Regions from separate parts of the Homo sapiens genome. Here region 1 is linked to region 2. Evidence: chromatin contacts called from ENCODE Hi-C data. All regions are on one chromosome and are shown on one strand. Each heading gives the region's core, a stretch centred on a gene start or an enhancer-like site at or near the end of the contact. The rest is flanking DNA. Distances are from core to core; before and after follow the strand shown. Region 1 overlaps JAZF1 (JAZF zinc finger 1). Region 2 holds the start of SNHG26 (small nucleolar RNA host gene 26).

Region 1 (6,004 bases), core at 2,311-4,810, 5.3 Mb after region 2:
AGGAAAAAAACATCTGTAATAACAATAGCACTGAATACTGTAAAGCACTTCCAATTATACCATCTCAATCCATCCTCAACACTGTGAAATGGCTATTACTTAACTCATTTTACACACAAGGAAACTAAGGTTTGTACAAATTAACTAGTCCTAGATAATAGAGCTAGTGAATGGCTGAACTGGGACTCACTCTGTCAATAGGCTGCTAAATAATGGTCCTTCCATCACCCACTCTGCCAACCCCTGTTCAGTATTAGCCATGAGAGACTGCGGGGATGGAGGGCACTCACCTTGCCTCATCTCCCGAAGGCCAAACAGGGCCAACAACTGAAGAGAGAATCAGCCAAGCCAAAAGAGATGGGCATATGAAGACTTGAATCCTAAACAGCCTAAGTGAATTTAAAAAAGTAGTAGTATCCAACGAGAAGTTGTCAGAAAAGAACTCAGAATGAAGCTGCAAAGGTTACATTACAAACTACACTAGATATTTTTTTAAGGAACAGTTGCACGTCACACACATTTATCAATAAAAAGGAAAACATTCATTTGACTCCTGAAGAGTTAAAATTTTAAAAGACTGGTCAAGAGGAAAAGAATCAACTGAAAAGAATTATAATTAGAAAGTTTAGGCCGGGCATGGTGGCTCACACCTGTAATCCCAGCACTTTGGGAGGCCAAGGTGGGCAGATCACCTGAGGTCAGGAGTTCGAGACCAGCCTGGCCAACACAGTGAAACCCCATTTCTGATAAAAATACAAAAATTAGCTGGGTGTGGTGGTGTGTGCCTGTAATCTCAGTTACTTGGGAGGCTGCGGGAGGAGAATCACTTGAACCTGGGAGGCAGAGGTTGTAGTGAGCCGAGATCACGCCATTGCACTCCAGCCTGGGCGACAGAGTGAGACTCCATCAAAAAAAGAAAAAAGAGAGAGAGAAAAAGGAAAGGAAAGGAAAGGAAAGGAAAGGAAAGGAAAGGAAAGGAAAGGAAAGGAAAAGGAAAGGAAAAGGAAAAGGAAAAGGAAAGGAAAAGGAAAAGGAAAAGGAAAGGGAAAGGAAAAGGGAAAGGGAAAAGGAAAAGGAAAAGGAAAAGGAAAAGGAAAGGAAAAGGAAAGGAAAGGAAAGGAAAAGGAAAGGAAAGGAAAGGAAAAGAAAAGTTAGTTTAAAAACAAATAAGCAAAAAATCCAGGATTCTCAGGCTGAGATGTTAGAGTTCAGTTACCAAGGTGTGAATGGGACGGTGCTTTCTGCCTCAGTGTCCTGAAGACTAAGACGTGGTGATGTGCCCACATGGCTGGCCACAGGGTAGCATGATATCTCAGTCACCTAAAATCACACTCGCAACCTGGGAGCCTTGCCTGGGAGGGACTTCTAATTCCATCCAAAAGTTTTGTTCGCCTCTTATTTTTGTAAAGATAGCAGTAAAAACTACCACTGGTAATACATTTAAAATTAAAAACTAGGGTGGGGGAAAATGCTTGCAATCTGGTCAACAAGATGGACAAACGACCCTGATTTTCTGGCTTTGAGTTTCCTGAGGACTCTGCTACAGTAGACAACTAGATCTGGCTGAAGAAAAGTAAGGAATTCATAGAAAATCTTGGTCTATTTTATGCTTGATACAACCCGAGTATCAAAGTATTCATAGATAAAGGGATAGTCTGTTGTTTTCCTACTTAGCAAAGTAATGCTAATCCAGTTAAGTTAAATAAATACTTATTGCAAATCTACCGTAGGCTTGCCTGCATCCTTGCCACATCTGGTTATAGGCACAGAAGTAACAAACAGAAAATATTCATTTGCTTCCATGTTTCTACTTTCTGACCACTGAAGACATTTCTCTTTAGGGTTCTGTTTTATTTATTAGGGTTTTGTTACATTTTATTTATGTGTTTGTTTATTAATTCATTTGGTGAGCTTTTTATTGAGGAAGAACATGCAATAAAGGATTTTCCTTCAGTTTTATGGTAAAATATAAAACTAGGCCTTTATAAAATATCATCGCTTTCTATCACATGATAGCTATGTCTTTGAATAAGTCACAATGCTTCTTTGAGGAGGTTCCTCAGTAAAAGGCGGATAATAAAATCTATGCTATTCATCTTAAAGTGGTTTTCTGAAGGCCAAATCAAATGATGAATCAAAAAGTGCTCTGTAAGTATTAGAGGATATTGTTACTTATTATTAGCATAGATACCTATGGATCAGAAAACCTAATAACAACAACAGTGTATTTACCTTCAGGAGACTTCCCAGGGGTGTGTGTGTGCATGCAGCATGCATGCATGTGCATGTGTGTATGTGTTACCAGCAGGAGAAGTAGGGTGGCTCTGTGCCTTGCAGCCAGGGTGATCATTTCCCAGGTACAACCATATTTCTGCAAGCATCAGAGTTCAAGGAAGAAACAAGACTTGGGACAGCTGTCTATATGCCTGACCTAGAATTGTGTAGTATTATGGTGCTATACCAACATCTAATTTTTAATCGTTCCAACTCTAGAGCTGTTTTTTCACTTTGCTTTTGTTTCCAGAGCTTGACTGGTGGCAAAGGATACTTGAAACGTCCCAAACCTATGATTTTATGATCATGAGGTGTCTTCGCCTCTCCCCTGCTGGTGACAGATACTTGGCTGTCCCAGAGTTACTTAGAACAAATACCACTAGGAAAGAACTTTCTGAAGAAACCTTAGTGGCCTCCAAATTGGCAACGGAAAGAAACCAAAAGTTAGTGGAGGTGAAGTCACTGACATAACAATGGAGGCCAGTTTCATTAGTTTCATTCACTGAAGCAAAACTTGGACCAGAAGACTCATTATTCAAACCAGATGCTGATTTTGTAACATCCATTTCAGTGATGAACTGTCTCCATTTTCTTTTTATTTTGAATATGCAATATTACAAAGCAGACAAATCACATTAATAAGAGCACACTTAAAGTTTGTAAAGTTGGTTTTAAAAAGAACTGAGTGTAGAAAATCTGTTTTCAAAAGTTTATTGCCAAAAGCATTTTTTTTTAAATTTTTAAATCATGTGACAAAAGAAATGCTACAATTGGTTTAAGATAAGATCAATTATGGGCAGCAATGAAATTACCTTTTAATGATAATTAGCCCCAAACTTGATTACTGTCAGCTTGAATTATCTGGTCATAAGGCATACAAAGTACTGTGTTCATCTGTCTCAAACAAGAATGAATGGTGGGCCCGCCCAGGTTAGCAGTCAAATAAGATGGGAGGCAGGGGAGGAAGGGGAGCAAATGAGGCAAAGAAGGCTGACCGTACAGACCTCGAGTGCTTAAGAGAAAGCAAACATCATAAAAATTTGTATCAAGCACAAAACTCACTTTTAAAAACAGCCTGCTGATAAACTTCCTCTTAAAAATGATGATTCTGTATCTCTTGTCAAAAGAATGACGAGGATCTCAACCCCAGAAAAAATAGTGAGCCTCTCCAGGGAGAAACTGAACCAGGTCAAGCTCAGGAGAATATGAAAGCAGAACAAGGGGAATGGAGCCTGGAAAGATGACCTGCGCCTCTGGACATAATCTCGAAGGGGAAATGGGAACCCGCCTCCAGTTCAGGGCATTCAGAGATGACACAGCCTTGTTGTGCAACATCCAGGTTCGTTCTCAGAGTCCGGCCTGTTGAATCGGTATCCTACAAACAAGGCAGTGTAACTTCTGGGGGCCCAATTCTGTTGCTTTATGGCGACAGACTACAGTATTTAGAGATGGAAATGATCGCCAGCCTCGTTTTACAAACAGGACCAAGGAGGCAGAGTGAATCCTCATGGGACTAACTAATGGCAAAGCCAGTTCTCCAACCCACGTGTCCCGACTCCTTTACCCAGCTGCTCCTGTCCTCTCTCCCTGGGCTAGTGGTGAGGCTCTGAAGAACAGTTACTAACACTGCTGCTGAGGAGCACTCACTCACCACAGTCTGCCCACTACGAAAGGACATACTCCTCTCTGACCTTGGGCGTTCTCACCTGGTTATTCAACACCAGATACCTGCAGAAGAAAATCTGTATTCATATCGGAGCTATAACTCCTATTTACCAAAACCTACTATGGACCAGGCACAGTGCTAGGCCCCTGCATTCATTCACCTCTTGTAATGCCTATAACTTAGGATGTGTTTAAGCCTCATTTTACTCAATAATGAGGGCTTAAAGATGTGAAGTAGCTTGCGAAGTCCACACCACTACGTAGTGACAGTCCTAGGTTCAGACTGGTTTTTCTAGCCACTGAAGGTACTGTACTTTCTACTACACTACTAGCTCTCAAAATTTTGCTAAAGAAAGAGCTCCTCATTCAGCTGATTATGAGAGCTGCACAGGAAGCTTTACCTGATGAAAATATCCGGATCTCTATATATGAAATAAGTAGATTCTGAACAATGGCAATAATGCTTCTAAAATCTTGGAGGGTAAACACAGGCCCTTTCAGTTTACTTTGCTAAAGAGAGAAGTTTCTTGCAAAATTCTAATTTTTCCTTCCAAAAATCTTTACTCCACATAGTTTGGGTATTGTTTATTATTCTTCATTTCTTTTTAGAACAAAAGCTTAACACAACAGAAGAGAAGGACAATGGGAATATTAACAAGCAAGAATAACTTTCCACGGAGTTGGTAACCGAAGTAAGATCCCACAGACCAGACTGTGGAGAACTTCATTATTCCAGCTCACTGCCTCCTTGGAGCTGGCCATGCTCCACTGATGCTTTCACCTTCTGGCAACCACCTGCTACCTTTACCTTCTGCAAACGCAGGCACCTGGCCAGCCTGGAGAATTCTGCTCTCTGAACAGAACACAGATAATTCCCATCTTCCAGTCTGAACACAGCCCTGAAAACTAGAACTCACTGCGGGTTTGGTGCTACTGACATCTCTGCAGTTTGTAATCTTCTGCTTGCAGGGAGGCTGGCTTGTTCAAAGCTAGAACACTCCAAAGAGGCCTATTCTTAATCAAGGAAGGCTGACAGGTTGGAGCCTGCTTTCCTCAATATATAGATTAGACAAACAGAAGCATCATCAAGGCAAACTGGGCATGGTGTACTGTCAACCAAATACAACCAACTTCTTTTTAGGTTTTTTTTTTTTTCTTTCTACTTTTAGGGTTTATTTACTGGCAGTTTCAGGTCTGGAAATACAAAAAGGAACATGACATGGGTTCTGCCCTTGAGGTGCTCCCAGTCTGGTGAGGGACACAACACCTTTCAGGGGACAACCGTGGTACTGAGGATGAGTGTGAGAACACAGAGGTCTACTAGATGCTATAAGAAAATGGGACAGGGGAACTAGGGATGCCTCATCAAAAAAGGTGCCACGTGAACGGGGCTTATAGATGAGTAGGAATTTTCTGGGCAACAAAATGGGGGTGAAAGGACATTCCAAACAGAAAGAACAGTGTGTTCAGAGACTCAAATTTATCAAGAGGCCTGCAGTCCAGGGAGTAAAGAGAAGCAGCGTTTGTATGTGCAGGGAAGGGGAATGGGTTAAAGGAAGGATCTCAGAGACTATTTACAAAGGGTCTCTGTAGGCATGTAGGAGGCAAGAGGTTTTAAAGCAGTGAAATGACACATGTAGGTTCTGTTGTTGTTTTTAAGTAATTCTGGCAGACATGCTGACTGTGGATAGGAGGCTACATCAGGGCTGCACAAAAGAAGTAAAATGCCAACCACAGGGCCAAGCCACATATGTAATTTTAAATTTCCTAGCAGCCACATTTAAGGTAAGAAAAGACAAGTGAAATTAATTTAATAATATGGTTTAACCCCTCAAACACAAACTACTATCTTTCACCATGTAATCAAGAGTTTTAAAATTATAAATGAGATAGCTTACATTCTTTTTTTCATACTAAGTCTTCTAAATCAGGCACAGTGCAGCACATCTCAATTTAGACTAGCCACATTTCAAGTGCTCAAAAGCCAGATGTGGCCAGTGACTACCATAACGGACAGCACAACTGTAGATAAACCACTACAGCTAATACAAGACCCACTTAGGAG
Region 2 (6,435 bases), core at 3,846-6,345:
TGTAAATAACGAAACTGTCGGGATTTTTTTTAACAGGCTATTTTGTACCTATATGAGAATCAGAAACAAAAGGCCATTTTGTACCCACGTGGGGATCAGAGCACTCATATCCCAGGGCTTCCAGGATACTCACGTGTGTACCTTCTAATTGCTGAAATCAGCCACATGGGTTTATTTAAGCAGATGAAACCAATATGCTTCAGCAAGGGCAGACATTTTCTCTTGGCTTGAAAACAAGCCAACAGCTGCTTGGAAAAGGCAAGCTGTTGGGCAGAGACCTGCTCATGGCAAACAGCCCAATGACCCCAGTTAAAATGTCACCCAACTGGAGTGATCCTTTAAATCATAAATAATGTCTGTAGTTGCTTTATATTCTGACTCTACACTGCAACAACACACTAAAATGTGCACTACACACAGACACAAGAGTAAATGAATGGGCCAATTAATTCATGAAAGCAAATGTCTGAGGTTAGTCTGTCGATAACATGTGAGTCTTAGATCCTCCTGGGGATAAGGATCAGGCAATGGTAGGATAGGGGGAGGGTGAAAAATAATGCACTTTCCCTTCCTTCTGCATTCAGAACCAACTCAGACATAAGAAAGAATGGAAATTAAGGTGCTAGCTTTATTACTGTTCAGATTGTGTCTTCAGAGCTGAGACACCCTATTCCCCATCCCAGTCTAGACCTTGGGCCATCATTGCCTTATGCTGGTTTTGGACAGTGAGGGAAGAAAAGGGGAGTGAATCATCATAGCTGCAGCCTTCAAATAGATGTGTTTCTTTTTTGAGAAAGATGAGCCAGTGGATGTCACCTGCCAACATAAGTGACGGCCAAAAATTTAAATTGGGTAAAATGCAGGATTATGTTATTGCAGGGTTAATGAGAGACTTTTTTCTTTTTTCTTTTTTTGAGACAGAATCTCACTCTGTCACCCAGGCTGTGCAGTGGCATGATCTCAGCTCACTGCACCATCCACCTCCTGGGTTCAAGTGATTCTCCTGCCTCAGCCTCTCGAGTAGCTGGAATTACAGGCACCCGCCACCATGCCTGGCTAATTTTTTTTAATTTTTAGTAGAGATGGGGTTTCATCATGTTGGCCAGGCTGGTTTTGAACTCCTCCCCTCATGTGATCCACCTACCTCGACCTCCCAAAGTGCTAAGATTACAGGCGTGAGCCACTGCGCCCAACCAAGAGACACTATTTTTAATACCGTTTTGACCATCAAAAAGCATAAAAGTGGCAGGCCATGCTGGTTCACACATGTAATCTCAGTGTTTTGGGGGGCCAAGGCAGGAAGACTGCTTGAACCCAGGATTCAAGACTAGCCTGGGCAACATAGTGAGACCCCACCTCTACAAAAAAAAAAAAAAAAAAAAATTAGCCAGGCACGGTGGCACACACCTGTAGTCCCAGCTACTTAGAAGGCTTAGGCAGGAGGATTGCTTGAGCCCAGGAGGTCAAGGCTGCAGTGAGCTATGATTCTGCCATTGCACTCCAGCCTGGGCAACAGAGCAAGACCCCACCTCAAGAAAAAAGAAATAAAAAAAGAAAAGCACAAAAGTTAAGGCAGTGACACTTACAATGTCCCCAATTGACTGACTATACACTGAGCTGAGAAAACCCTCAGTGGCTTCCAGGATTATGTTATTGCAGGGTTAATGAGAGATACTTTTTTTTTTTGAGACAGAGTTTCACTCTTGTTGCCCAGGCTGGAGTGCAATGGCGCAATCTCGGCTCACCACAACCTCTGCTTCCCGGGTTCAAGTGATTCTCCTGCCTCAGCCTCCCGAGTAGCTGGCACTACAGGCATATATCACCACGCCCAGCTAATTTTGTATTTTTAGTAGAGATGGGGTTTCTTCATGTTGGTCAGGCTGGTCTCAAACTCCCGACCTCAGATGATCCACCTGCCTCGGCCTCCCAAAGTGCTGGGAGCGACATTATTTTTAATTCCACTTTGACCATCGAAAAAACACAAAAATGGCTGGGTGCAGTTCACCACACCCATTTCCCCTAGTCCCACAGAGGAAATAATAGTCTGCACCTGTCCACCTTGAAAACAGGTGACAGGCAGAGGATGGAAGCCAACAGGACCACCACAGTTTGCATGATTTCAGCATTCATGTTGGCACAGAATTGTATTGAAATTCCTTCCTTCTCTGGAAAGGAATGAGGAAAGAATGAGTAAAAGGCCCGGGGCATTGTCTGGGAGAAGCTCCTCTACAGAAAAGCATGGGACTGGGGGAAAAGGCTCCCCACTAACAGCAGCAAAACAAGCCAGGGAAGTGCACAACGCCTCCCAATGCCCTGGGATTCCTACTCTCCAAGCATAGATGCTCCTTAGCTTATAATGGATTTATGTTCTGATAACCCCACTGTGAGTTCAAAATATGGTAAGTTGAAAGTGCATTTAATACACCTACCTACCGAACATCCCAGTCTACTATTATCCCATTAGCCTAGTCTACTTCACATGTGCTCAGGACACTTACATTACACTACAGTTAGACAAAACAATTGAACACAAAACCTATTTTAGAATAAAGTGTTGAATATCTCATGTAATTTATTGAACACTGTACCGAAAGTGAAAAACAGAATGGTTGTACGGATACTTGAAGCACACTTTCTACTGAGCTACGTATTGCTTTTGCACCATCACAAAGTAAAAAAAAAAAAAAAAAACATAAATCAAACCATTGTAAGTCAGGGAATATCTGTAGTTCACCACATGTGTGAAAGACAAGTCAAATGGACAGCAAGAAAAGGAAATTCAGTAGGTTTTATCAAGCATTTACAATGTGCAAAGCCCTAGGCCAGGTACTGGGAATACAGGAATAAATTCACACTCAAGGTGACCCAAGGAAGCTACCGCCTGGGATAAAACCCCACTACTGCCCCATTATCAGCCTTGAAGAGTTTTATGGTATGAATATTGAACTGCTTTGGGGGAATAATCTCTTCCTCTGATAAGGATATTTAGATAAGGAGTTTTTCCCCTTATCTAAATATATTCTAGGCGTTTACACTGAATTCGGGGGATTCAGTAGAGAAGGAAACAGAGTTCTCATGGAGCCTACATTGCACCATCATGGCAACTCTGCATGACAACACCCTAAGACCAGCTCCACCCACCAGAGAATAATCCTAGATGACCTATTAAAGTCCCCTGCACTCTATTATCCTATGATTTTTCTGTAACTCTCTTGGCCTCTTTGCTTCTTTCCTCTCCTAAATTTCATGCAGCATATGAGTTTCCTGCTGGTCATGCTACACTCATTGTACTAATAGGTACCTCTTCCTTCTGGAAGCCTTTCCTGTAGCCTTAGCAGGCTGGGCTTTGTGGCTTTATGCTGTGCCCTTGGCACTCTTCATGGGCTTCTATCAGTGGGTGAATCTCATTTTATATTCCTCACTTTAGTGCAGGGGCAGTTTCTCATTGAACTTCACACCCTCCAACACCAATCACAGCACCTGGCATAGAATAGGCACTCAATAAGTATTTGCTGCACTGAGCAATCTGTAGGGGCCAACATGGAAAGTTTTCCCTTTGCCCTCTTAAGGTTCACTAAAAAATCAACTTGCAAAAGGCAGATTAATTGGAGAAAAAGCATATAAATGTATTTAATGTGTATACCCGGGATCCTTCAAATGAAGACCCAAAGATACAGGGGAAATTATCCATTTTTATGCCTAGGTTCAACAAAGTATGGGCAGTGACGTAGAAATGTGATCGGACAAAAAGTGTATGATCTAAGACTAATAGAGGGAGAAAACCCAGCAAGGCCTGTCTGTCTGGATTCTTCTTGGCCTCTCTGAGCATGCACTCTTTCCTTCTGGGTATGGGACAGGACTCCCTCTGGAATGGGGGTCTTATGACCTACAGTCAAACAAGGGAAGTCAAATAATGTCTTTATGGCCAGATTTTACACAGAACGGCAGAGGGAAAGTCCCCACAGTCCTTGTATTAATTCCCTAGGGATGCCTTAACAAAGCACTCGGTGACTTAACAGAAATGTTTTGTCTCACATTTCTTGTGACTAGAAGTCCAAAATCAAAGTGTCAGCAGAACCAAACACCAAGCTCCCTCTGAAATCTGCAGGGGAGGGTCCTTCCTTGCCTCTTCCTAGCCTTTCTCCGGTGGTGGCCGGCAATCCACCGCATTCCTGGGCTTACAGCTGCATCACTCTGATCTGCCCCTGTCCCGCCACATTTTCGTGTGTCTCTGTCTTCAAGTGGCATTTTGACACCGTGTGATAAGGACATCAGTCATGTTGAATTAGGAGGGTCCACCCCAATGATCTCGTCTTGACCACATCTGTAAAGACGCAGTTTTTCCAAGTTAGGTCGCATTCACAGGTGCTGGAGGTTAGGTCTTCAATGTCTTTGGGAGTGGGGACAAATTCAGTCCTTAACACTCATGTTCTATATGTAGTGCTGCTTAGGCATCCAGCCAACAGACCTGCTTATTTTACTGCAGTCAGAATACCTTCTCCCCTTCCTCCTCACAGTCCAATGACACAGACGTGCTTTGGGGGCAAGATATTTGCGGGCCGTGGCCATCATTCTAAGCATGCAGCACTCCAGGCACCAGGAGTCCTCCCCGTGCTTCAACCCCTCTTCGATGAGTTTGCACCCCCGACCTCCGCTAATGTTCACATCCTTTAACGGGAGCCAGTCTTCTGCTACGTAATTAGACGAGTCTTGAAAGAAGCACCCAGGGGCGTGGCTGAAGACTTTAAGAAACACCAGGCAAGGGAGGGGAGTGGGTACCAGAGACACCTAACATTATTTGAGTGGCAGGAGCTTCCTCTGACCTTCAACGAGGTAAAGAGACATCACAGCCAGCGAGAGTTTGGGGCAGACTCCCCAGACTCGGAGGCCGGGGCAAAGTGGGAGCCGGGGCCAAGTGGGAGCCGGGGCCGTGTGGGGTGGGGGGGGGGGCCCAAGGCGGGGAAGGCCCGGGCCGCCGACAGGGGGCGCGCGAGGGCCTCCGGGCCCCGCGGGCGGGGCGGGTGCTGGACCCGGAGGGGCCTTCCGGCAACTTTTTGGTTGGTGCCGCCCCGCCCAGGCCCCTTTTAAACTTGATCTCCGCAGTGCCCTCCCTTTTCGGCCGCGGCGCGTGACTGGGTAAGTGGGCTCGGACCTTCTGGACGCAGGAGCCGACCACGTGGCTCCGGGGCTACCCCGTGCGCTTCCTAGGCGCGCCTCTCGCTGCCCCCACGCCGAGGCCTCGGCTCGGCGCCGCGGGGAAGCCTCCGTTAGGGCCCCTCGGGGGTGGGGGCGTCCTCGTGGCGCTTGGGCCCTTCGTCCCGGGTTAGGACGGCCCGTGTCCTTGTGCGCTTGAAGGGGCCGCCCCCTTTCCTCGAGGATCCCACCCCCACTCAGCAGAAGCCGCCAGGCGCCCGTCACCTCCCGTGCCTGAGTCCCTGCCGTCCACGCATTCGGCCTACAGGCAGCTTTTAGTCCTTTTTCAATTAAATGATTGCATTTTGAGGATCAAATTCCAACCGCAGGCGGAGGCGCCGAGCCCCGGACGGTCTCTGGGTTCTTGGTGCACTCGGGGCTCCTGCCTGCCCAGGGGCTGTGACCGCGCGGACGGAAGCCTATTTGGGAAGCGAGTGAGATCTGATGTCTGAAGCGCTTTAAGTTTCTAAGCGGGGCAGTATAATAGCGGGGTTAGCAAACACACGGAGGTCATTTCACTCGCGCAGCCATCCCCCACCGCCACCAGTGCCGTTCATTTGCTACTGGCCCGCAGTCAGATAATTTAAAGGCTTGGAGGGACGAGTCTTGCTGGAGCCGACGCCTACAGTAAGTTGAGCGGAGTGCTGTGAGCCCTAATAAGGGAGCCTGCTTTCCTCCCGAAGATTCGCTTTTTTGGGAGTGGCCAGAGCGTTATTACAGCACAGGGCCCGCTTCCAACGTTTAATCAGGGTGTGAGGAGGCCCTTCGTGGTTTTCTGACCTGGGAAAAGTCTGAACTACTGGGTTCTTTCTGGCTTGGACCAGGACAAGGTGTTGAACGCCTAACTTAGGTCTACTAAGGTGTAGAAATACGCAAGGCTGCCCCTAGAGAACGTTTGTCTGGGGAATAATGTAAGTTTTTGGAGCGGCTCTCCTGAGCATCGCTGAGCATACTAATTGTTCATTACTGGTACAAAATGCTATATAAAGGGATACTTTGCGAATTTAGTAAAATTGATAAAGATCTAAATTTACATTTGAGTCAACAAATAATCTTTGTGGCTAGCATAGGTACCACAGTTCTGTTGGAATGTGAAGCTCGTGGTTCACCTGTTTTCCTCAGTTGTGAAAGATTTGCTGCCTTTTTGATGAAACCAAATGGGACCCATTTTACCATTCTTTAATGAGGAAAGCTTGTACATTTGCAGCCTAGGTTCTAGGCATCTTTTATCCAGCGTTATAG

What was found. Hi-C counts contacts between places; a loop is a spot of excess contacts on that map. Pooled maps may share reads with other maps.
Region 1: a map of vagina shows a loop between it and region 2 (14-fold over the local background). The contact joins the enhancer-like site here to the promoter of SNHG26 in region 2. A Hi-C loop is called at or near these places in 1 of 168 maps with a recorded cell type or tissue (vagina) and 1 of 50 pooled maps.

Annotation. Positions count from the first base shown.
Region 1 is chr7:28,109,516-28,115,519 of GRCh38, forward strand. The region is part of intron 1 of JAZF1 (JAZF zinc finger 1); the gene reads right to left. Among named protein-coding and RNA genes, the nearest start is that of JAZF1-AS1, 68 kb to the right of the region's middle. Within about 2 kb of position 3,561, at least 6 of the 41 ENCODE cell types and tissues checked have a DNase peak (open chromatin) inside an H3K27ac peak, as active enhancers do.
Region 2 is chr7:22,849,145-22,855,579 of GRCh38, forward strand. It overlaps SNHG26 (small nucleolar RNA host gene 26), which reads left to right and starts at 5,096. Exons shown (of 5, transcript NR_146320.1): 1 at 5,096-5,136. RefSeq lists a silencer at 4,911-5,370 and enhancers at 5,468-6,079, 5,871-6,100.